Linked DNA regions of Mus musculus: regions 1 and 3 are each linked to region 2. Evidence: chromatin loops called from intact Hi-C (ENCODE). Cell type or tissue: left cerebral cortex. All regions are shown on one strand.

Region 1 (8,000 bases), 400 kb after region 2:
AAGAGGAGAGGAGAGGAGAGGAGAGGAGAGGAGAGGAGAGGAAGAGGAGAGATTCTGAAGAGTGAAAATAAGAGACACATGAAAGCCGACTATGAAGAAAAGACAGCTGGTGACAGTTGAGCCAGGAGAGGCTGAGCTGAGCCAGAGAAGATATTGTTAGGAGACATAAAAGAACAACCCAGGAAGGACCCACAAACAAAGTAGATATAAGACTATAGAGACAAAGAATTACAAACAAAAAGCAACATTTTTTTAAAAAAACTACCATGGTGCACTCAGGAAACAGACAGGAGGAACTTTGTGAGGTCCAGATCAGTCTGGTCTACATAGTTCCAGCCAGGGCTACATAGTAAGACCTTGTCACAAACCAACCAGCAAAAACCAACAAAGAAAGCTCCTGGGCAGGCAGTTGGCTCAGCGGGTAAAGAGCTTCCCCAGAACCCACATAAAGTAGAAGGGGACCAACTCTCGAAAGTTGTTCTCTGGTCTCCACACCTCCCTGATGGCACTCACATACACACTGTACACACAAATAGTAAAGGTTTTAAGTTATACTTTATTTTTAGTTGGGAGGGGCAGAGCATGTGCCACGCACATATGTAGAGGTCAGAGGACAGCATGCAGAGATGGCTTCCCTCTTTCACCTTGGGGGTCCAGGCATCAGAGTCAGTTCATCAAGTTAGCAGCAGATGCCTTTACCCACTGAGATCTCTCAACAGCCCAAACAAGAAGTCCTTATGGCCGCAGTGTGATAGTGCGCACCTGTACTCCTGACACTCAGGGGTGACGGCGGGAGGACAGAGGAATAGGGTGACCTCAGCTACAGAGTAAGGTCAATGCTAGAAGGAGCTACATGAGACCCATCTAGAACATCAACAAACCCACCAAGCTCGCATCAAACTTTACCGAGTCAGAGTGGAGCCTGGGCCACTCTGACATCACACCTAATGAGATGGTGCCCCACAGGACACTGGGGTGGAAAGCACTCTTGGAGACTGGGCGGAAGAAGGTCTCTAGAGACAGCTTCTGGGGGCACCCAGCAAGTCCGGTGCTTGGAAGGGAGCAGGGAGGAGGCTTTGGGCAGGTGCACATGAGGGTCCCAAAGAAAGAGGAATAGAGAGGACCAGAATGTCTGCTCTCAGAGGGCGAGGGGGCCGACTAGACACTGGGAACCCACACTTGGAGAGGTAGGACATGGGGAGCAGCAACGGGACCAGGGTGTGAGGCGTCTGTCATTCACTGCAGCGCCTTTTCCCAGCTGTGGGATGGAAGTCGTGGTGAGTCCCATGGCCTTATCCAGGATGGATGAGCCTTGAGGTTAGGAAGATATTTGGTCCCAGCTACGTGCAGACTGTGTGATTGTAAAATCGACAGCAGTTGTGCAGTGCCTCTTGGCCAAACTCCAAGCTGGTGCTGAAAAGAAAGCAGTACACTATCCAGGCTGCTTCTATAGCAATTAATAGGCTGTGCAGCCCTGGGAAAGTCACTCCACATCTCTAGTCTACCTTTCCTCCCCAGCCTTTGTCTTTAAGCCTTTATTTCTTCCTCTCTTGGTCAAGGCTGCTGCAGCCATGACATTCGTACCCAGGTACCCTGGCTCCTAGTGCCAAAAGCAAGAGGGTACTTGGGTTTTTTGCTCTATGACTCTCACATACAGCCCAGGCAGGCACTCACTTTTGGAAGACTTGGCGACAGCACAGGTAAACCTCAAAGCTGCTGCTGCTGACAGTTTGGTTCAGAAGAGACATGCAGTCCACCTCGACCCCCCGGGGCACATAGAGGATCCCTGTGGAAGGAAACAACCTGGAGAGTTGGCTCAGGAGCCAGCACTGCCTGAGAGGGGGTAGAAAGCAAGGGGTCGGAATTCTGAGGCCGCTGCACAGCACTCACCTGCCACACAGGCGTTTACCAGGGACACGAAGGCCCCTGTGATCAGTGCCCGTAGCACAATCTGGGAGAAGTCACTCCTCCGCTGGGGGACCATGGAGGCTGCCGGGGTGCAAGAGAGCTTAGGGCCAAGGAAGCCACCCACCCCTTTGCCCATTTCCTGAAGCCCTGGCACTGCCCTCCTGGCTTTGCTCTCTGGCCCAGCATCCAATTATGTCCTCTTCACCATCACCCACTGTAGCAGGAGGAAAGATAGAAGTTCTCTCTCTCTCTCTCTCTCATCAGGGTCTCACACAGCCCAAGCTGGCCTTGAACTTCCCCCATGTAGTCAAGAATGACTTTAAATTCCTGATCTTCCTGCTGCTCCCAGATGCTCCAAATGTTGAGATTTCAGGCATGAGCCACTGTGCCCAGTCTACGTGGTACTGGAGATAAAACACAGGACCCTGAGCATGTAGAGCAAGCTCTAGCAACTGAGCTACACCCCAGCCCTTGGAGTGTGTGCTATTGTTTGGTTTGTGACAAGGTCTCATACAGCCCAGCCTTGGCTTTGAGTCAGGATTCTCTGATTTCATTCTTCTGGATGAAGGGGTTGTGGATGTATGTCACTATGCCCAGCTAGGAAGATGAGTCCCCAATGTGGCAAATCAAGGACTAGGTCCAGGCCAAGACCCTTCCTGGCCATCACCTCATTTTTCTCTACCCTGAAAGGCTGCTGTGCCCATGCATGCAGAGCCACGTTCATGAGGGACCTTCCTCTCCCTGGCCGGCTGTGAGAGCATAGTGAGAAGCAGAGGTAAGCCAGAAAACTCACATTTTTTTTGAGTGTGTGTGTGTGTGTGTGTGTGTGTGTGTATGTAGGGAGCGGGGAAGGGAGCAGAAAGGGGCTGCGGTGAGGGTGTCTGTCCTCCATTTACCTGTGACCTCCACCCTTTACTCTGCATATTGTCCCACCAACCCTCCCCACCCTCCCCTGGAGTTCTCCTGTCCCCTGGGAGCTGCCCAGCCCGGGACTCACTCAGACCCCCCAGCATGATGCCAATGGAGCTGAAGTTGGCGAATCCACAGAGGGCATACGTCGTCAGGATCTCTGCTCTGACCTGAAAATGCAGATTACAAGGAGGCCTCCCTCCAGGACATGAAGCATCCCTGGCCTTCATTCACTCAGTTCCTTTATGGCCTTGGTCTTGGAGCCCCTGTGATAGAGCTCTGCTGGCCACATGCTCCCACTCTAAGTCAGCTCGTACTCAGCTACCCCCCACCCCCCACAAGCCTCTCTCTCAGCTGTCCTTCAGCCTGTGTCCTTAAGACACACCTTTTGTTTTGTGTTTTTGAGACAGAACCTCAAGTCGCCCTAGACTGTCCTCGAGCTCATTATATCAAGAATGATCTCGAACTCCTGACCTTCCTGCTTCCACCTCTGAAGTTACAGACAGTAATCTACAGCACTGTGCCCAACTTGTGCAGCGCTGGAAATCGAACCCAGGGCTTCATGTATGCTAGGCCACTCTACCAGCTAAGCTACATCCCCTGTCCAATTACCAGCTTTTTGGGTTCTGATTCAGGCTGGTTCAAGTGTGCCAAAGGCCACCTTTTCTCCCATCTCTGCAGTCTCTTGCTTCTTTCTGGTCTCTGCAAATACCTGTACTTTAGGGGCTGGCGAGAAGGCTCAGTGGTTAAGAGCACTGACTGCTCTTCCAGAGAACCTGAATTCAGCAACCACTGGTGGCTCACAGCCATCTATAATGGGCTCTGATGCCCTCTACTGGAATGTAGGTGTACATGCAGATAGAGCCCTCATACATAAAGTAAACAAGTCTAAACAAAAAAGATACAAACCTCTCCTTATTAGGAGCTTAAAAACAAAACAAACAGCCGGGGCATAGTGGCGCAAGCCTTTAATCCCAGCACTCAGGAGGCAGAGACAGGAGGATTTCTGAGTTTGAAGCCAGCCTGGTCTACAAAGTGAGTTCTAGGACAGCCAGGACTATACAGAGAAACCCTGTCTCGAAAAACAAAAACAAACAAACAAAAATGGAACACTTTGAAGTAATTGCTTGCTACTCATGCCTCACACCATAGATTAAGTAAATTTTAGACCACTGAAGAAAAGACGTATTTTAAACATAAAACCATAGGCTACCATAGGATAATGACTATAGCTTCAAGGTAGTTGTGTCCTACTCATTTGGGGGTTGACTAAATACGCTAAGGCTCACAAAGTCCAGTGGCAGAAGCTCACATAGACAAGGCAGCTGTGCCAGAGGTGGCGGCATCCAGTCCTGTCCAGCTCAGCTCAAGGTCTTACCAGTTCATCTCGTTGTTTCTGGAATTTTTGTTTGTTTGTTTTTGTTTCTGGAATTTGATACTTACACAACCACTTTATAAGATTAGAAAGAAGGGAATGGAAAAGGGAAATCTTTCAGAGAGAAAGGTTTGGTATAAAAATTATTGTTTAAAAAAATTAAATTCTTTCAAACAAAATTAAGAGGAGGGAATAATAGGGGGAAATTACAGAAAGCCATAACAGAAATAATCTAGGCCTGGTGGCCTGGCCTTGAACTCCTAGTTAGATGGAGGTTAGAGGACTATGAACTGAAGGCTTGCCTGGGTAACTTAATGAGACTTTGTCTCAAAGCAAAACTGGAAACATTCTAAAGGTAAGAAAATTTTTCTGGAATTCTTTTCTTTAAACACATTTTCTTTAAATGTGCTTTGATGTTATGCCTGCATGTGCATACATATGAGGATATCAGAGCTCTCGGAACTGGAGTTATAGAGTTCTGAGCTGTCATGTGGGTGCTGGAAATTGAACCTAGGTTCTCTAGAAGAGCAACTAGTGCTTTAAACTGCTGAGCCATCTTTCCAACCCTCTTGGTACTCTCTAAGTAGCCAAGTATGGTCCTGAATTTGTGATCCTCCTGCCTCTGCTAACTGAGGATTGGGCTTAACAATTTGTGCAGTGCTGGGGATCAAACCCAGAGCTCTGTGCATGCCATTCAAACATTCTGCCAAATGGGCTTCATCTTCAGCCCTCAACATGCCTTCAAATACAGACTTCCAGTGCAGCTTTATTTCTGGGGGTAACTGTAGTGAGGCACACTGAGGCGGCACTTAGCCTCTACTATAGCAGTTAGGAAAGTTGCTCCAGGAGGGCTTGGCATGGAGTTGTGCTTAACCACACCTCAGGAAGCTCCTGAAGAAATGACCCAGGAAGCAGGGAAAGTTCTACACTGAGATATTCACTTCAACATCGTCATACACATAGCCAGACAAGGAGTTCAGCTGATGATCCAAGAGCACAATGCTGGAAAATATGGTAGACACTCTAGTTTGGGCCTGTGAGATAGCTCAGCAGGTGAAATGCTGTCATTATGCATGACATTCTAAGGTCAGTCAATTCCTACAAATCACCTTCTGGCTTCCATACGTGTGATATGGGAGAGAGAGAAGAGAGAGAGAGAGAGAGAGAGAGAGAGAGAGAGAGAGAGAGAGAGAGAGAAGAGGGAGGAGGGGAGAGAGGGGAGGGAAGAGTGGGGAGAAGAGGGGGCATACATACACACAGAGAAACACAGGCATATACACACAAATACTCTCTTTCTCTCTCACACACACACACCCACACACTGAAATAACTATTATATATTTTAAAGATAACATGAATTTTGGAGCCAGGCATGGTGGCAAATGCGTTTAAGCCCAGCATTCAGGAGGTAAAGGCTGGCCTAGTCTACAGAGGGAGTTCCAGGCCAGAAAAACCCTGTCTCTTTAAACAAAAACCAAAATCAAAATAAATAACCAAACAAAAAGATAAGTAAATTTCTAATGGTGTATAGCTCAGTGTTTGGTGTGCATGAGGGCCTAGTACAATCTTAAGCATTGAAAATAAAAAGCTCAATAGATACACCCTAATGAGGATGGGGAAAGCTGGCTACAATGTAACATAGATAAGCAACTGTGTAAATTCTGTCTTAGAACAAACAGCTGGCCATGAAGGCTCACTCCTGTAATCCCAGCACTTGGAAGGCAGACGCAGAAGGAGTTCAAGGCCATTCTTCTATATATCTTTGGCCAGCCTGGGCTACATGAATCCATATCCCCAAAACAACACACGAAAAAGAAGAAAACAGATAAAAGCAATCGCTGTTGTCTAAGGATAGCGAGATTATTATAGACATTTAAAAAAAAATTCCTAACATTAGGTTATGACTCTGTATTCTTTCAGAAAGGTTAATTTTATAATTGCATGGCTTACATAATTTTGTTCATGGCAGTGTTTTTAGGATAAATGTTAATAACCCGCTTTCCAAAATAGAGGCAAGAAGCGGATCAGGACACTCACAGAGATCCACTGTTTCTTGTCACCAAGCCACTCCTCAGCCCCTGCCAGGCGTCGCTGCTTGTACTGGGAAAGCTCTTGATAGGCCACAAACTCATTGAGAAACAGCTTGATGCCCAGCAGCTCAGCCACTACTGGACAGTCCTCCCAGGCCACGCCCATCAAGAAGGCCACAGGCCGCAGGACGTAGGAGCAGATGAGCTGAGGATAAAAAGGCAAGAGAACTGGGTGAGATGGAGGGCTCTTCCAGGTATGTCCTGAGACCATCCCTTCCACCACAGCCACACCTGGAAGCTGAGTCCCTGGATGTCCACCATGTCCCCCAGCCAGGAGAGGGCAGCGTTGATGAAGGCCAGTACAGCCAGGAAGGCGATCAGATTGGCAGCAATGTTGGCAACGACCTTCACTGAGATGGCAGCCCCAGCGCTGGCTGCTTCCACGAGGTTCTGGGCATCTCTACCATTGGGATCAACAGGTGTCATTACTAGCATGTCCCTATGATCAGTGAATGTCCCCACCTTATACGGAAAGGGGCTTCAACAGAGGGTTTCAAAACCAAGGAGGTTTTTTTTTTTTTTTTTTTTTTTTTTTCTGAGACAAGGAGATAAATGACTTTAAGAGAGAGGGAGTGTGGGGGGGGGGGTGCTCCTGGCCAAAGAATGAGAAAGCACCCAGGTTTTTAGGCTGTGCTGCAAGATAGAAGTTCAGTGTGTCTCTGGCCACTGGAATCAAGCTGGGTCTAACCAAGGTGTGTTGTAAATGTAGTAAACCCCTCAGAGTTTGAGGGTTTGAGAAGAGGGAGAGGGAGGGGTATGTTAGGTTTGTTTGTTTGTTTTGTTTTGTTTTGTTCTTGTTTTTTTGTTTTTGTTTGTTTGTTTTTTTTGTTGTTGTTTTTTCGAGACAGGGTTTCTCTGTATAGCCCTGGTTGTCCTGGAACTCACTTTGTAGACCAGGCTGGCCTTGAACTCAGAAATCTGCCTGCCTCTGCCTCCCAAGTGCTGGAATTAAAGGTGTGTGCCACCACTGCCTGGCTAGATTTATTTTTTTGAGACATGATCTCTCTATATGTCTTGGTTCCTGATTATCCTGGAACTCATTATGTAGACCAGGCTGGCCTAAAACTCAGAGCTCCACCTGTCTGCCAGATACTGAGATTAAAGACCTGTGCTGCCATGTCTGGACTCTTACTATTTTTATTGATCACATGCTGAAATGGAGATATTTTTGATATATTGGACTAAGCAAAAGATTTTATTGAGAGCATATGTTTCTCTTATTTTTAAAAAATCAGGCCAGAAGCCAGGCATGAGGGCCAGCAGATCTCTGTACGTTTGAGGCCAGCCTGGTCTACACAGTGAGTTCTAAGTCAGCTAGGAAAGACTATGTCTAAAAAAAAAAGATGCTTGCTGCTAAGGATGACAACATAAACCTAATGCTTTGAGCGAGAATGAGCTTCCACGGGAGCTGTTGGGATCAGCTTGCTTTCAAGATGCACTGAGCTCTCAACTGCTACCTTATCTTGAAGGTCAGCCGAGAAACCTGTGTGTTTCTCACCTCTGTGATCAGCACCCCCCTCAGAAAGAAAATGGGGCCCCTGCGTTTGTCCTGCAACCCCCAAACACGTGCCATGTCACACATGCACCACCACCCCTCCACACACACACACAATAAATAAAATGCAGTAAAAAAGATATCTAGGGGGTGGAGAGATGGCTCAGCAGCTAAGAGCACTTGCTGCTTGCAGAGGACCCAGGTTCAGTTCCCAGCCCTGACT
Region 2 (8,000 bases):
TCTCTAAATAGATTAGTAAATAAATAAAAATTACATATGTGTGTATGTATGTATATATATGAATATATATGTAAATATATAAAATCTAAATATAAAGATGAACTCAAAGTGAAAACAGACTGAACCTTATATGTGGCTAAAATAATAATACAAAGAAGGTAGTAAGATAAAAATACCAGGAAACATACCAAAATACCAAGCTTACATGAAGTTGCAACTTCTCGCATGTCTCTAAATGGCTGCAGTAAATACTGGAAGAATGTGGTTGCCATGGTAACTAATTCTTGATAGAGCTCATCTTCCTCTTGATAAACTTTCATTAATGCTACCATGGTATTGGCTTTCCCGTGATCTTGAAGAACCTAGAGGGTAAAATGTAAATAGAGCTTGAATCTGGACATTTAAAAAAATCTTACCAAAAATAAATAAAAGAAACCCAATATTAAATTTAAAATACCAATTTTAAAACAGCAATTTTAAACTGTGTGAACATGAAAGTGTTCTCCAACTAAAGGCCCAATAACACAATAGTTAAATAAGATGGCTGGTCTGTGGAATATTATCACAGTCATTCAACACTGTTTTTATGGCTATTTAATAATAATTCGAGGATAACTATGATAACATCATAATTATCATGATGGCTCAAGCCTATAGTCCCAACACTTGGGAGGCTAAAGCAAAAGCATTACTGTGAGCCCGAGGCTAGCCTGGGCTAAATAGTTCCAGGTCAGCCTGAGCTACAAAGCCAAGGTCCTCCTCAAAGCAAGCAAACATAAAAGACTACACTTCTGTGGATGCGACACACTTAGTACTTCTACCCTCCGTCTCTAAGTCCCCGATGGATAGCGCCATAGTATGAGCTTACTAGAATGTCCCCAAGGGAATGAACTTGAACTTGAGGACAATGTAACTTTCCAGTATACAGAGGTTAAGAATTGGGGGCGGGGTTTAAGAAAATAAGAAATGAACCAATTGTGAGCTGGTCTGGAGGAACAGACCTGTAATTCAGCTACTCTGGGACGATAAAGCGGGAAGGGGATCCGGCCTTCACTACAGACTTCACTCTGGGAAGCTGAAACTGGTTCAATCCTGGAACAGAACCTTCTGAAAAGCACGGTGGACACATCAGGAAAAGAGAAGACCTGTGAGGCTGGACTACACAGGAGGAAAGGAGCGGTGAGGGTGAGACTAAGTCTGCCTGGGCTAGAGTTCGAGGGCAGCCTGGGCAACCTAATCAGAAGCTGCTTGAAAGCAGAACGAGGGAGGGAGATGACTCATCACTTAGAGTGCTTGTCCAACATGCATGCACCAGGCTCAGGTCCAACCCTAGTACTAGTTAAACAGCCAAGTCTGATATAAATGATCAGGCTAAGGACCAAACGCTGGCTGGCCCGAAAAGTCTCCCATAGTTTCCTCATAGTATAAAGTGAAGTCAACACCATGAGGAGTAGGTGTGTGAGTTTATAGAGTAAGGTGATCCCAGCTGAGCCAGGGCTGCTGACAAAAGCCTATACTCCCAGTCCTTCAGAGGTGGAAGCAGGAGAGTCATCAGAGTATGGGGGCATCCTGAGCTACATGGTGAGTTCCAGGACAGCCTGGGCTATATGAGACCCTGTCTCAAAACAAAGATCCCACAAACAGAATCCTTCTAAAAGCCATTTTAGTTTTAAAAGACTCATTCTAGATTTAGCTTAAGATAATATACAACAATCAAGATTTTGCTATATGGTTGAATACACCTCCCCTTCCTCAAAAGAAACACAGCAAAACCACTGCTTAATTAATGATGACTCATGGTTAGCTTCAGTTGTGTACTTGACACCTGGGAAGGGGAAGCACAAGAGCAACTGCCTCCATCAGATTAGCCTGCCTCCATCAGATTAGCCTTTTCTTGCTTGCTAGCAAATGTGGGTACCTGGGGGCAGGTGGTCCCGGGCTAAGAAAGGTAGCCATACAGCCAGTAACCAGCCTTCGTCCATATCTGTGCTCCAGAACCTATCCTGGCTTCCCTTGATGATGGAATGTAACCTGTAAGCCAAATAGGCCCTTTCTGCCCAGAGTCGCTTCTGGTCAGAGTGTTTAGCAGAGCAACAGAAAACACACTGGAACCGTGGCTCAATAAGGAAAAACAGGAAATGTCCGAGGAGTGTCCAGAATGTGGAATGAAGCTCTGAAACTTGGCTCTCTTCGTGAAATTGTTGCTGGGTAAAACTTATACATTCTCCCTAAATCTTCCAGTGAAGTGAAAAGTCCCCACTCTTTAGGGTCTGTTAAGTTTACCACACAAATAATGAATGTGTGTGTCTCAAATTATCTGGTCCAAAAGAGCCTTCTTGTTGTTGCCATTAAAGGCAGATGAGTAAAGCCTCACTCCCCGAGGGCTTTCCATCTGCTTGAAGATAATAATAAAAATCCTTATTGCTTGAAGAAAAAATAATAAAACTATCTTTTAAATGTCATTCATCCTCAGACAGTTTTAGCCATCCCTCATCTTCTCCGGAGAACCCCAAATTGCTTCCACTTAGCTTATGTTTTTATTCCGACGGACATGCCTTGTTTTCAGTTTTACTTTCATATTTCTGGCCTTTCCCATTACAACATCCTGCTCTGCCCAGAACAGGGAAAAGGTGAAGCGCAGAGCCTGGCTCAGAACTGCAAGTAAACTTTTACCTAACCCCAGGACTGGAGAGGCTGAGGCAGAGGAATGTCCTGAGTTCAAAGCCAGCCTGGACCACAGATTGAGACCCTGTTTCAAAAACAAAAACAAACAACCAAAACAACAACAACAACAACAAACCAAGAGAGCCAGGCGGCGCGGAGCCGAACTCTGATAATCCTAGCAGAAAACAAAAACAAAAAAACACAAAACACCACCACCACCGTGTTTCAACTTCAAGGTCCCCACTCTCTCTCAACAGAGGCGCAGGTGCACCAGCGACGCCCGGTGCGCATCACGAGTGTCCCGCGGACCCGCCCTCGGCCCGGGGCCTCATACCTGGTGCAGCCGGGTGGCCGTTTGGCCCAGGCGAGCGCGCAGCGTCCTCTCGCGGAACTCGCTCAGGCCCTCGCAGTCTGCCGAGTCACCCGGGGCCGGGAAGAGCACGTCGCGCACGGTGGCGCCGCCGCATCCTTCGGCCGCCAGGCCCAGGTAGTGCTCCAGCTGCCGGCACAGCTCCTGCAGCGCCGAGTCGCCAGGGTCCGCAGGCGCCGGCCACAGGAGCGGCCACAGGAGGGCCCACAGCCCGCGTCCCAGGCCCCAGCCCGCGCCGCTCGCCGCGTCCAGCTCGGGCGGCAGCGGCGGGAAGCAGGGCTCCAGGGCCGGCCACAGCGCCGCCAGCTGCCGGTGCGCGCCGCGGAACCCGGCGGGCGACAGCACCCCGGCCCAGCTACATCCCCCGTCGCCGGCCTCCCGCCGCTCGCGCCGCCGCCGCTGCGCCGTGCGGTCGTGACAGGTGACGGCGAACTGGCCCTTCGCGGCGTTCCAGGCCACCAGGAAACGCAGCTGATGGCGCTCGGGCTCCGGGAAGAGGTCCTCACGCAGCGGAACCCAGCCATCCAGGCTGTCGGGCTGCTCGCTGTCCATGGCAGCCGCACACCCTTAGACTGCGACAGGCCACGACATTTTCCGGGAGCCGCTACTGTCAGTCAGAGGCGCAGAAGCTCCCGCCCCCTCATTCTGATAGGCTGTGTGAGGGAGGCTGTCTGGAGTTGGTTAAGTGAAAGCCAATGGAAAGTCTTTTCGGGGAGGCGGGACAAAGTCTCCCTTTTACAACACCGGCGAACCTTGAACTCTCTAAGTGAACCAGGCTAGCCTTGAACTCGTAAGAGACCACCCTGCTTCTGTCTCCTGAGTGCTGACATTAAAGGCATACAGCCGCTATGTTCGGCAAAGATTTTATTTTTAAGCCCATGTATACATGGGCAGGACGACATCACACCTTAGTACAGATGCCAGAAGAGGGCGTCATGTCCCCTAGAACTGAATACTCTATGGGGCTGTTAACAGCTTAATGCACTCTCTAAAAATAGTAATTCTTAGCTGCTGAGCCATCTCTCAAGCCCCTATCTTAGTTCTCAACATTACAATGAGAATTTCCCTCAACAGGATCCTATTAAGTATGTGGCTCCTGAAACAAACATACTGGCAAGATCAAACTTCTATTTGAACTCAATATTTACTTACTGAGGGCTCTGGGGTGTCAAAAACTAGATCGCAGACACATTTATTTTTGTCAATATAGTAAACTTACTGAGTATCTGCTGTGTTGTTGGTATATTGAGATGGGGGAGAGGGGGAGTGCCTAAATATTTCTGCTTTCCAAGCCAGTCTATGCCAAGCATCATCCTGACAGCAAGGATTTGAGACCTAGAGAGGGAATTTGTCTACAATATATGTGCACCAAGGCTAAGCAGGATGGCCTCACTACTGAAAGCATGCCGCCGGGGTATTATAACAAGCCAATAGAAAGTGCTGCTGCATTTCCTCACATGAGCCCTAAAGATGCCAGTTCTAAACCTGCAGCCACCTTAGATTCCGAGAACAACAGACAGCCATAAAAACCTTTATGATCTAAGGCAAGGTGAACCTTGAAGAAGAGGTCACACCTGTCCTCAGAAGAAGTGATTATCTATGCTAAAAAGCTGTGCCCTCCAGAGCAAGTAACTATTCCTGGAGATGACAAGACCTGTTGGGAAGGACCTTGAGATGAGGGGCAGCTAAACCACACCTTGGTAAAGAATGCCTGCATATGCATATCTCCTTTTTAAATGCACTTTATTCCTAGGAGAGGATCTTTGTCCATTCTGGCTCCATTGGAGCCTTTCGGCTCAGATGCCAAGCTTTGTCCTTCCTTCAGATTAAAACTGAAATCTTTGTCCTCCTTGTATTTGATCTGTTGGCCTTCACCATCCTAGGCCTTCAGTTTGCTAACCACAGAAGCCTCCATAATCTTATGAGCTAATTCTTCAAAATCAATCTCTCCATTGTGTAAGCATCCTGTTAGTTTATTCCATCTAAAGAACCTTGATGTTAATACAGTGTGTGTGCTTGTGTATGTGTGCTTGTGTGTGTGCTTGTGTGTGTGCTTGTGTGTGTGTGCTTGTGTGTGTGTGTGCTTGTGTGTGTGTGTGCTTGTGTGTGTGTGCTTTGTGTGTGTGCTTGTGTGTGTGTACTTGTGTGTGTGTGCTTGTGTGTATGTGTGTGCTTGTGTGTGTACTTGTGTGTGTGTGTGTGTGTGTGTGTGTGCGCTTGTGTGTGTGTGTGTGTGTACACACTTGTATGTGCTCATGCATGTAGGAAGACATACATGTAGGATGAAATGATATTTTATGTTTTTTCCATGTATAAATATATCATGGGCATGACCACATTAAAGAAAAGTAGTCGTGAGGCCTACATAAAGATATGATAAAGAGCCGGGCATGGTGGTGCACGCCTTTAATTCCAGCACTCGGGAGGCAGAGGCAGGTGGATTTCTGAGTTCGAGGCTAGCCTGGTCTACAAAGTGAGTTCCAGGACAGCCAGGGCTATACAGAGAAACCCTGTCTTGAAAAACCAAAAAAAAAAAAAAAAAAAAAAGGTATGATAAAGACATGCTTAGCATGAACCCCTGGTTTCAATCTCCCAAAACAATAGACATCTACATCATTGTTTTTAATATTTGCAAATATTGAGTTAACTATATCACAATTACCTAATGAATCGCACTTTGATAAAAATAGATTAATTTTTAGTTTCTGCCCATCTAAGCAATACTATATGGGGCTGAAGGTAGATAAGTGGTATAGCTTGCTAAATATACTTCAGGCCTTAGGTGGGTCCCTCCCCAACCCTCCCCATACCCCATCTCTGCCCCACACCAAAAACCAAAGCCACAACAGACCAAAGTGGTGAGCATCCTGTATATCCTTCTTTATGTGTATGGGTTGTTGTTGTTTTGTTTTTGTTTTTAATTTTTGTTTTGTTTGAAATGGAGTCTTTCTATATAACCCTATCTGACCTTGAACTCCAGTGGTCATCCTGCCTCTGTCTCCCAAGTGTCCAGATTACAAGACGGTCCAGATAATTTTTTTCATTTTCTTTCTAATATTTTTGGCTATACTGAAGTGATGATATTTTAAAACAGGCCCAACAGTAAAAAAACAAAATCCCCAGATCAAATGACCACATACAGACTTTCAAAGAAACCATTTTTTTCCCCAGTCCCAAACTCTATACATGACTCAGCAAACTTGTATGTCCAGATGGCTTCTGAACACATGGGGCTTCACACTGGCTACCAATTGCATACTTATGCATATGATAGATTGGGACCTAAATACAGCTTTGCACCATCTTTCTCAAGATGTAGTTATTTATTATATGAGTACACTGTAGCTGTCTTCAGACACACCAGAAGAGGGCATTAGATACCATTACAGATGGTTGTAAGTCACCATGTGGTTGCTGGGATTTGAACTCAGGACGTCTGGAAGAGCAGTCAGTGCTCTTAACCGCTGAGCCATCTCTCCAGCCCACATGTTTCATGTCACAAGAATCCTTTTGCCTGCATCCTGTCCTTTCTCATCACCTAATACTACTCCAAGGAAATTGTTTAGAACCTGATTCACACTTCTTGGGCCTCTCAAATAATTGGGAGATATTTTTAAGACCTGGGGGGGGGGGGAGTTTCCTTCTGGGACAGAGGCTATAGGACAGTTTCTCCGGAGGAAGTTGCCAGGTTGGAGAGAGTAGGCCATACCTTCTCCACACTATGCCCCTTCTACTTTGTGGCCCCTCTACGCCATGCTCCCTTCCAGCCCATGGCCCCTCTATTCCATGCCACCACTACCCTATGCCCAGTGATGGGTCTTCAAAGGGACCCTTAAGAGAGCTAGCTCTGTTTACTGCTGTTGGAGTGATAGCTTTAGAGAGGATGGGCTGTTGTTGTGGAGGTGGGAAGACTCATTGAGGTCACTTGCATCTTAGAGTTTGCAAGGAGCAAAGATGATGCCTACAGAAGAAAGAGACCTCGAGGAGTGTCCTAGTTCACCTTCCAAAACAAGCTCCCTTCACAGAGGAAAAGAACTCACAAGGTCACAATTGGTGATGGAAGGGCAGACACTTTGGGGAGGAATAAAACAGACTTGGGGGCGCGGGGGTGGGTAGGGTGGGATCTGCCGGGTTGTGGGAACTTCGAGAGAGGGCCTTCATAATGGGTTTCTCTAGACATGGGAGACTCAGATCTGAGAATGATATAGGCCCCACTGCCCAGTGACAGCCACTGAAACAGCCAGCTAATCACCTTCTCCACCGCTCTTACAGCCAGCCCACTGCTCCAAGGAGTGTGTGGAGGGAAGCCCTACCTTGCTCCTCCTCCTGAGACAGGCATCCTGCTAAAGAGGACCATGCTAGAGAGGAGAGAAATAGAGATGCCCAGAAAACCTTTGAATCAATCTACAGAACTGGATGCTCAATTGCTGACACTGAGAGACCTAAAACTGTGCCACCTAAGAAGGAACAGAAATCACAGGCTCTGCGGAGTCTTCATTCAGAGAGAGGGGAGCACGTCCCACACTGCAAAGGATGGTGGGAGAGAAAACACATAGCCTTTGCATTGCCTCCAGAACTGTTGGCTCAAAACACTTTGAGAAAACTGAGGGGGAAGACACACAGCCCAGGACTGTTAGCGTCTCCATTCTGGCCCGGCCATGACAGCACCAACCCTTTCCGTTCGCCCAGCCACCTGAGTCTCGGGTCTCAGCCCCCACAGTAAATGAAGTACAGAGCACAGCATGTGACCTCCCCTGGTGACACTTGAGTGTTAAGAAGTGGCAAGGCCGCTGTGGCAGGCCTATATTTGGACTGTCACTCATGGCAGGCCTGTTGCTATTTGTGGTGGACGCTAGCTCATGTTACCATCCAGCTTTGGCACCCTACTTCCCAGGGTGAACTAGGCATGGCCAGCTTGCAGCGCACTCAGAGGTCACCGGGAAGGGGAGCTGGCCAGACAGAAATC
Region 3 (8,000 bases), 49 kb after region 2:
TATTTTTATAACATTTGGATAAAGCCACTTAAAACCAGAGCCTGGTGCATGCTAACTGAACACTCCAGCACTGACCTATATTCCCAGCCTTTGTACCCTTTATTTGGAGACAAGGTCTCTCTCAGTTATCCAGACAGTTCTTTTTCTTTTTCTTTCTTTTAAAGGTTTATTTTATGTATATGAGTACACTGTTGCTATCTTCAGACACACCAGAAGAGGGCGTCAGATCCCATTACAGATGGTTGTGAGCCACCATGTGGTTGCTGGGAATTGAACTCAGGTCCTCTGGAAGAGCAGTCAGTGCTCTTAGCCACTGAGCCATCTCTCTAGCCCCAGACAGCTCTTGAACTGCCATCCTCCTGATATAACTTCAGGAACACTGGACCTCAGGTCTGTATTGTCAGGCTTGGAAGGAAAGCACTTATGCTTACAATATGCTTCCTATGGGAGCCTCTGAAAGCCTTCCGATGTTAAGTAAGGTCAAAATATTTTCCATCAAAACAAGAGAGTGACAAACAGCAGAGTTTAGAATCCACAAAATATGTGGAGACATTGACCACTGTCAAAACTACTGGGGTGTGTGCCCTTTATTCTTATCCTTAAAACATGTTTCAGACCTCATTTTCTTTTCTTGTGTGTGGGGGCGGGGAGGGGGAGGGTTTCTCTGTGTAACCTTGGCTGTCCTGGAACTTGCTCTGTAGACCCAGGTAGCCTTGAACTCACAGAGATCTACCTGCCTCTGTCTCCCAAATGCTGGGATTAAAGGCAGGGGTAGCCATCACTTGGCTAGCTTTCATTTTCTAATAGCTCAAATATTAATAGCCTATAAATGTTCTTTTGAGCTCTCAATAATTTTAAGGGTATCTTGGGAGCAAAGATTTTGAAATTTGTTTACAGGTAGTACTTAGGGATCCCCCACAGTGAACACCTAACTGAATGGTTCCTTATTATTAAGGTCTTTTGTCATTGATGCTGATAATGTTTCTGTGTTTGCTAATATACAGTTACCTTTTTGGACCTCTTAGGCTCCCTTCCTTGACAGGTTTCCACTGTCCTACATGTTTCCACTGTAGTATAAGAAAGATAATAGCAATAACTCAGGGTCCACTTGAGCTGGCAGCATTAATGCAGGGCAAACCTAAAGCTACACAAGCACCAGATGTCATATTACCTACAAACAGACAGACAGACAGACAGACAGACAGAGAGAGACTGATTACAGTGAACTTTACAGCATCTCTCCTCGACTTGTAGGCAACTTACAAATTCTTTATAGTGAATTTCCCATAAAGAGGCTAGGGTAAAGTTCTACAGGTTGCCAGCACAAAGCCATAGTGAGCGCACAAATAAGTATTCCGCTACAAGCTTTCTAGGGGGAGCTCAGATCTTGCTTAAGACCCCCAGGGTTTTCTATGCAATAACAGGCAATAGGTAAGGAAGATTCCCATGTTTGCCTTCTGTTGCTACACAGTACACCGGGAACGGCAGACACGGCAAACTCATCTCCATCGAGAGCAGCACTTCTCAACCTTCCCAATGCTGTGACTTTAATACCCTCATGTTGTGGTGACCCCAACATACAATTATTTTTGTTGCTACTTCATAACTGTAATTTTGCTACTGTTTTGAATTGTAATGTAATGTCTGTATTTCCAGTGGTCTTAGGTGACCCCTTAGGTGAAAGGGTCATTTGATCCCAAAGGGGTTGTGACCCACGGTTGTGACCCACTGATCTACAGGGTCAAACATGTTGATGGCTGACGAATGACTTTCCTTTGGTGGACTCACACCTTATCTAAGCTTTATATATATGTATGTTCGTGTCTTTGTGAGTGAATGACATATGTGTGTGGTGCTCAAGGAGGCCAGAATAGTGTGTTGGACTCCTTGGGTCCTGAGGTACAAGTGATTTGATATAGGTGCTGGGAACCAAACTCAGAGCCTCTGGAAGTGCCACAAATGCTCTTAACTACTAAGCCATCAGGCTAGTATCTAAGTGCACCTCACTACTGTCTTCACTCCTTCAATTTTCCAACCTCCTACCCATCCACGCACACCATCAGAAAGCAATATAAAAACTCCTTTGTACAAGAATTCTATGGGATTTTAGAATCTGTCCTCAACAAACCATGCAACTTTCCACCGCCTCCTTGCTGCCCTTTTCTAACATTAAATGCCTTTGCTGACACATTCAAGAAACTTAAAAATCACCCACTGCGTGTGCATGTGCTCACGGGCGCTAAAATTACTGCAACAGGTGATTCCTCCCTCAGGCAAGAGTCATCGATTCGGAATGCCTGGATTTACAGAGCCAATATTCAACAGCTCTGTGCATGTGAATATGTGTTTGTATGTGTGCATGTATGTACGTACGTATGTGTGTGTGCTTAATTTAACTTCAGTCTGTGTGACCGCGTATTTCTCCTTCCATATCTACCCACCATTCCGTGGGCTAGCAACCCTCTTTGAAAAAGATGGAGAAAAAACAAACACAGAGAAGGAAGATCGATAGCCGGGCAGCTTACCCATCTCTTCTCCCATTCCTGGGACGCCTGCCACGTCAGCCACTTACCTGGACACCATAGTCACCCGCCGCACAAGGTGGCCAAATACTGGGTCAACTTGGCGAGACAAAAGCCGCTAGCATCAGGTGTCAGGCTCTCGGTCATAATTTCTCCCTCCTTCCGGTGGAAAATGAGTCCACTTCCGGCTTCTTAGCCGTAGGGAGGAAGTTCCACGTCAGGCACCGCGCGGCGCGGCTGGGCTTGGCTCTTCCCAGTGCGCATGCTCAGAGCGAGTCCTCTGCTGCTTAGCGTCTAGCTGCGTGGCGTCTGGATCGTGGGAGACTCGGGGGCCGGCTTGTAGCTCCTGGGTGGGTGTGGAGAGCTGCCGCATTGTTTTGAGTATGCTATTCTCTGCTCCCCTGGCAGGCGGCATCCTGGGGACTGAAGTACGCCGTCCCGCCCCTGCGACACTCCTCTGCGTTCTTGTGCTACCCAGCCCTGGCTGTTAAGCTTCTCAGTGTTCTTCATTCTTGCCACCCTGCTTATAGAGAGCAAAGCGTGCACTGCACCTCAGTAACCTTTACTCAGTCGCTCTCTTGACTCCCCCTGGTTGCAAGCCCATGCATATTCATCCAGGAAAGGACCAAGAGCTTCCTAGCCTTGATCATGGGTCTAGGAAGATAAGTAAAATCACTTTTGGATAAATTTCCTGAGGATAGACCTCAAATGTTGAGAGACTAAAACAAAAGACATTTGACATTTGCGCCTTGGTAGAGGTAGGCTTCCTCTGTCATTTTGAATATGATATCTTTGCCTTACTTAGTTTCTGGTGATCGCTAAAAATCCTGTGTGTGCTTTGACTTGAGGCAGCATGGCCCTACTCTGTTGTCAAACTTTGTTCTCCTTATTTCTGCTTATTGCTGTGTTTTACAAGGACATCCATCCTGTTGGATTAAAAAGCCCAGCTTATTCCAGTTCACATTGTGAGGCTGCAGAAAAGACTTAAGATTTCAGGGGCGGCAATTACTGAGCACCCTAGTAAGCTGCCAGAGTTCTCCAGGAATGTGCAAACCAAATGCTAAAGTAAACTAAAAGTAAGCAGGTTTAGAACAATGAGTTCAGAGTTCATTTGGATGCTGCGAGTTTGAGGTCAGAATTTGAAGCAAAAAGAACAAAATAAGAAACATAGGTGTAATGAAAGGACCTTACATGCAGTCCAAACATACAAGGCTTTTGGATTTAATATACAAAATCAGGAGCAAAAATGTTACCTTGTTTATCAGCTTGAGCCAAATCTACTTCATTTCTCTTACTCATTTAAGATGTAACTTTTCTGGGCATGGTAGCACACTACTTTAATACCAGCCTTCAGGGTTCAACACCAGACTGGTCTACGTGGAGAGTTCCAAGCCAGCCAGAGCTATACAGTGAGAAGCAGAAAGGAGAAGGAGGAGGAAGGAAGGAAGGACGGACAGAGAGCCAGGGCTACAGAGTGAGACCATTACACTCACTTTCTAGGCTTGGCCTGTGCTTTTCTCACCCTGGCATAGGTACACACGGGCATAGGCACACACTGGGCATAGGCACACACTGGGCACAGGCACACACTGGCTCCTTTGCCTGGTACAGGGCATCAAGTTGCACATACTTTACTTGCCTGATTTGCTGTCATGGATGCTGTATTTTATTTATTTATTTATTTATTTATTTATTTATTTATTTATTGTATATGAGTATGAGTACATGGTAGCTGTCTTCAGACACACCAGAAGAGGGCATCAGAGCCCATTACAGAGCAGTCAGTGCTCTTAACCACTGAGCCATCTCTCCACCCCAACGAACACTGTATTTTAACATAAGAAAGCGCTCAGATCATTTACCAGCACCAGTGTCTTAATAGCTAAACCCAGCAAAGATAGCTCAAGAGAAAACTCGGAGTTAAACTCACCAAAAGACAAAGCTCTTGACAGATCACTAAGCCTACCGAGTAGTCTATCCAGATAGACTTAAAAAAAAGAAAGGTTTCCCCAGAAGTGTTTAACGTTTAAAAACCTATCACTGCAATTCATTGTGTTAATAATTTAGGAGTTTAATACTACACAATTATCTGAAAGGTTAACATTTAAAAATCCAGTTTCTATTTAGCGAAATGAGAATAGATAGTAATTTAATGAAAAGCTTTTAGCAGAAGCCTACTGTAAACATGAAACTTAATAGCTATTGTCACAGGGAACAGTAACATGTGAAAATCCATTTTCACTTCTAATATTCAACAGGATGGTAGGTTTTCTACCCAGAGCGATACAAAAAGGGCAGAATCATTAGGAAAGAAATAAAAATATAATTTTCATTTGATTCTCTTTCTAAAAAGATTATAGTGTTAAACTATTAAAAGGTTTAGCAAAGGTTAATTGTTTGTAGGTTCATGGGCTCAAAGGTTAATTGTTAAAGCTTGTGATCTACCAGTAACAAAGTGTGAGAAAGTAGAGCCCCTCAGGTCGGTGAGATGGCAGGTGGCAAGTGTCTTAACTTATTAAACCATCTCTCTGACCCCAGGTGACATTTATGCTGTTGATGCCTCAAAAGAAGTGGCTGGGGAGTTAATATTTTCTGCTATCATTTGTGACATTATTCTCCACTGATGAAATGAAATCAAATTAAAGTATAAAGGCAGGTTTATTGGGGTCAGCTGTTGGGGGAGTTCACTGACCACACAGGAGAGGACCAGTGAATTCACTAATGGTGAGGGAGACAGGGGGGAGAGGAAAGAGAAAGAGAGAAAGAGCAAGCAGAGAGAGAGTGAGAGGCCAAACTGTCTAGATATATAAGGAAGAGCTTCAGGGGGAGGGGCAGCCCAGCCCCTGGGCTAGAAAGTTCAGGGCAGAGGGCAGGGTATGCCAGACCTACGCTGCAACCGGTAGGGACTGAGGGATGCTGGGAGAACCTGGAGGCTAGGTCTACTTATGCACCTCAGCTGCTTGTCCTGGGTCTGAATCCCAAGAATGTGATCATTTGAGTTTTTTCCTCTTTCTTAGCCCTGGTTGTCCTGGAATTCCCTGTGTAAATCAGACGGGCCTGGACCTCATAGAGATCTTCCTGCATCCGTCTCCTGAGTGCTGGGGTCAAAGATGTGTTTCACCACACCCAGCTCATATAACATGTTTAGTTTTTGTAATGGTTTTGCTTCCTCTTTTGTTGTTTCTCTAATGTCTTTTTTGTTTACTTCTATTTAAAAATTTTTATTACATTTATTTATGTATTTGTTGGGAAGGGGGCTCAAGTGTCTGGAAGTCAGAGGACAATTTACAGGAGTCAGTTCTCTTGTTCCACCATGGCAGTCCTGGGGACCAAGTTCCTGTTGTCAGGCTTGGCCACATGTACCTTTAACCACCAAAGTCATCTCACAAGGACTATGCTTGTCTGCTTGGTTGATTGGTTGGTTGACTTATTTGAGACAGGGTTTCACTGTGATTCTCACTCAGTCTGGCCTTAACCTTCTGGTTCTTCTGTGCTAGGATTACTGATCTATGCCTCCACACTCAGCTAATACTTCTTAGTAAGAGTCTAAGATGGTTACCTTTCTTCTGGGATCTGTTACATTACCCTGCTGTTTTTAGTTGCGAATTTGCTTCCAAATACAACCTCATTTATGTTCTTATTTTAATGCATTGTTGTTGTCTGTTCCATTGCTCTTTAGGTTGTAATTAGATTTTGTTTGTTTGTTTGTTTTAGAGACAGGGTTTCTTTGTGTAGCCCTGGCTGTCCTGGAACTAGCTCTGTAGACCAGGCTGGCCTTGAACTTAGAAATCTGCTTGCCTCTGCCTCCCAAGTGCTGGGATTAAAGGCATGTGCCACCACTGCCTGGTTCATAATTAAATAAAAAAAAATTAGAGCACATTGAACTTCACAGAAGGGCGGGAGAGGCACAGAGACTCTGCTCCGTGCACGTCACTTTCATGCTAGCATACCACTACCCATAGGACCACTCTTTCTGCATTCTGTGGGTTTTGATAACTATACAACAACCTGTATCAGAGCTTACAGAGTATTTTCATTGCTTAAGATACCTTTGTGCTATGCCCAGTTTCCCTGACTTTTCCCCAAACCATGACATCTTCACCCTTTGAATAGCTTTGTTTTTCAGAATGTTACAACCATACAGCATTGTAACCTTTTTATAGAGTCTTCTTTTACTTTGTAGCATGTGTTTGTTTCCTGGTTTTAAGGAAATCCTGGTTGCTTCTAAGCTTTCACACTTACAAAGCTACTATAAACAACTGTGGTGGTTCAATAAGAATGATCCTCATAGACTCATGTATTTGAATGCTTGGTCCCAATTCGTAGAACTCTTCAGGAAGGATTAGGAGGTGTGGTCTTGTTGAAGGAAGTGTATCACTGGGGGTGGGCTTTGAGGCTTTAAAAGCCCACACCATTCCCAGTTAGCTCTCTCTGTCTCTTGCTTGTGAATCAGATGTAAGCTGTCAGCACTGCATCTGTTTGTCTTCTGCCTTGCTCCCTGCCATGGTGGACATGAACTGTAGTACCCTCTGGAACTGTGAGCCCCAATTAAATGCCTTGATCCTTATGGCTTATCACAGCAGTAATAAAAGTAACTAAGATTACATTCATTTTCAAGATTTTGTGCAGACAAATTTGGGTCAATACTAAGGAAGACAATTGTTGGGCCAGGTGATATTTTCTGACTTGGATAATGTTGCATTCTTACCAGCAGTGAATGAGATGTCCTGTTGATTCAAATGCTCACCAACATTTGGAGTTGTGCTCCAGGTTGGGCATTCCAGTGAGTGTGCAGCCACCTCCTGTTGTTGTTCAGTTTGCATTTCTCTGATGGATGATGTGACCATCTCTTCATGTGTTTATTTATCGTAAACATGTCTTTCCAGGTGATGTCTCTGTTAAGGTCTCTGGTCTGGGGTTTTTTTTTTCCATTTCTTTTTTTTTAAATAATTATTTATTTTATGAACATGAGTACACTGTGGCTGTCTTTAGACATACCAGAAGAGGGCATCAGATCCCATTACAGAGGTTATGAGCCACCAAGTGATTGCTGGGAATTGAACTCAGGACCTGTGGAAGAATAGTCAGTGCTCTTGACAGCTGAGCCATCTCTCCAGCCCTTTTTTTTTTCCTTATTTTATGTGCATTGGTGTTTTTTCTGCATGTGTGTCTGTGTGCAGGTGATGGATCTCTAGGAACTAGAGTTACAGACAGTTGTGAGCTGCCATGTGGATGCTGGGGATTGAACCAGGGTCCTTTGGAAGAGCAGTCAGTGCTCTTAGCTACTGAGCCATCTCTGTAGCCTCCCCTCCCAACCCATTTTATTTTTAATTGAATTCTCATCACCAGGTTTTAATATCTCTTTGCCTACTTTGGGTAACACTCATTCATCAAATGTGTCTTTTCAAACATTTTCCCCAGCTTGTAATTTGCCTTTAAATTCGGTTGAAAATTTTTTCTGATCAAAAACATTTATTT

What was found. Hi-C counts contacts between places; a loop is a spot of excess contacts. Peaks named below come from ENCODE experiments on the same cell type or tissue, not always from the same donor. Only the 100,000 strongest peaks of a DNase experiment are listed, where the experiment ranks them.
Region 1: it touches region 2 in a loop (2.2-fold over the local background); 6 of 42 quality-filtered maps call a loop at or near these places.
Region 3: a loop joins it to region 2, with 2.4 times the contacts of the local background. A loop is called at or near these places in 13 of 42 quality-filtered maps.

What each region holds. Positions count from the first base shown.
Region 1 is chr7:81,162,953-81,170,952 of GRCm38, reverse strand. Slc28a1 (solute carrier family 28 (sodium-coupled nucleoside transporter), member 1) reads right to left here. Exons shown (of 18, transcript NM_001004184.3): 13 at 6,514-6,682; 14 at 6,230-6,427; 15 at 2,906-2,987; 16 at 1,891-1,989; 17 at 1,675-1,786; 18 at 537-1,413. The coding sequence ends at 1,341. Among named protein-coding and RNA genes, the nearest start is that of Gm44968, 39 kb to the left of the region's middle. In left cerebral cortex, CTCF peaks have their summits at 3,660 (motif pointing left) and 6,535 (motif pointing right); a DNase peak (open chromatin) is centred at 3,622.
Region 2 is chr7:81,566,908-81,574,907 of GRCm38, reverse strand. It overlaps Fsd2 (fibronectin type III and SPRY domain containing 2), which reads left to right and starts at 7,927. Exons shown (of 13, transcript NM_172904.2): 1 at 7,927-8,000. Whamm (WAS protein homolog associated with actin, golgi membranes and microtubules) reads right to left here and starts at 3,616. Exons shown (of 10, transcript NM_001004185.3): 1 at 2,999-3,616; 2 at 189-362. The coding sequence starts at 3,586. In left cerebral cortex, CTCF peaks have their summits at 3,178, 3,930 (motif pointing right) and 6,428 (motif pointing right); DNase peaks (open chromatin) are centred at 1,294, 3,133 and 3,671; H3K4me3 peaks cover 2,246 bases; H3K27ac peaks cover 1,114 bases.
Region 3 is chr7:81,518,249-81,526,248 of GRCm38, reverse strand. 2900076A07Rik (RIKEN cDNA 2900076A07 gene) reads right to left here and starts at 2,699. Exons shown (of 4, transcript NR_160675.1): 1 at 2,573-2,699. In left cerebral cortex, CTCF peaks have their summits at 2,863, 3,062 and 4,266 (motif pointing right); a DNase peak (open chromatin) is centred at 2,791; H3K4me3 peaks cover 1,580 bases; H3K27ac peaks cover 942 bases.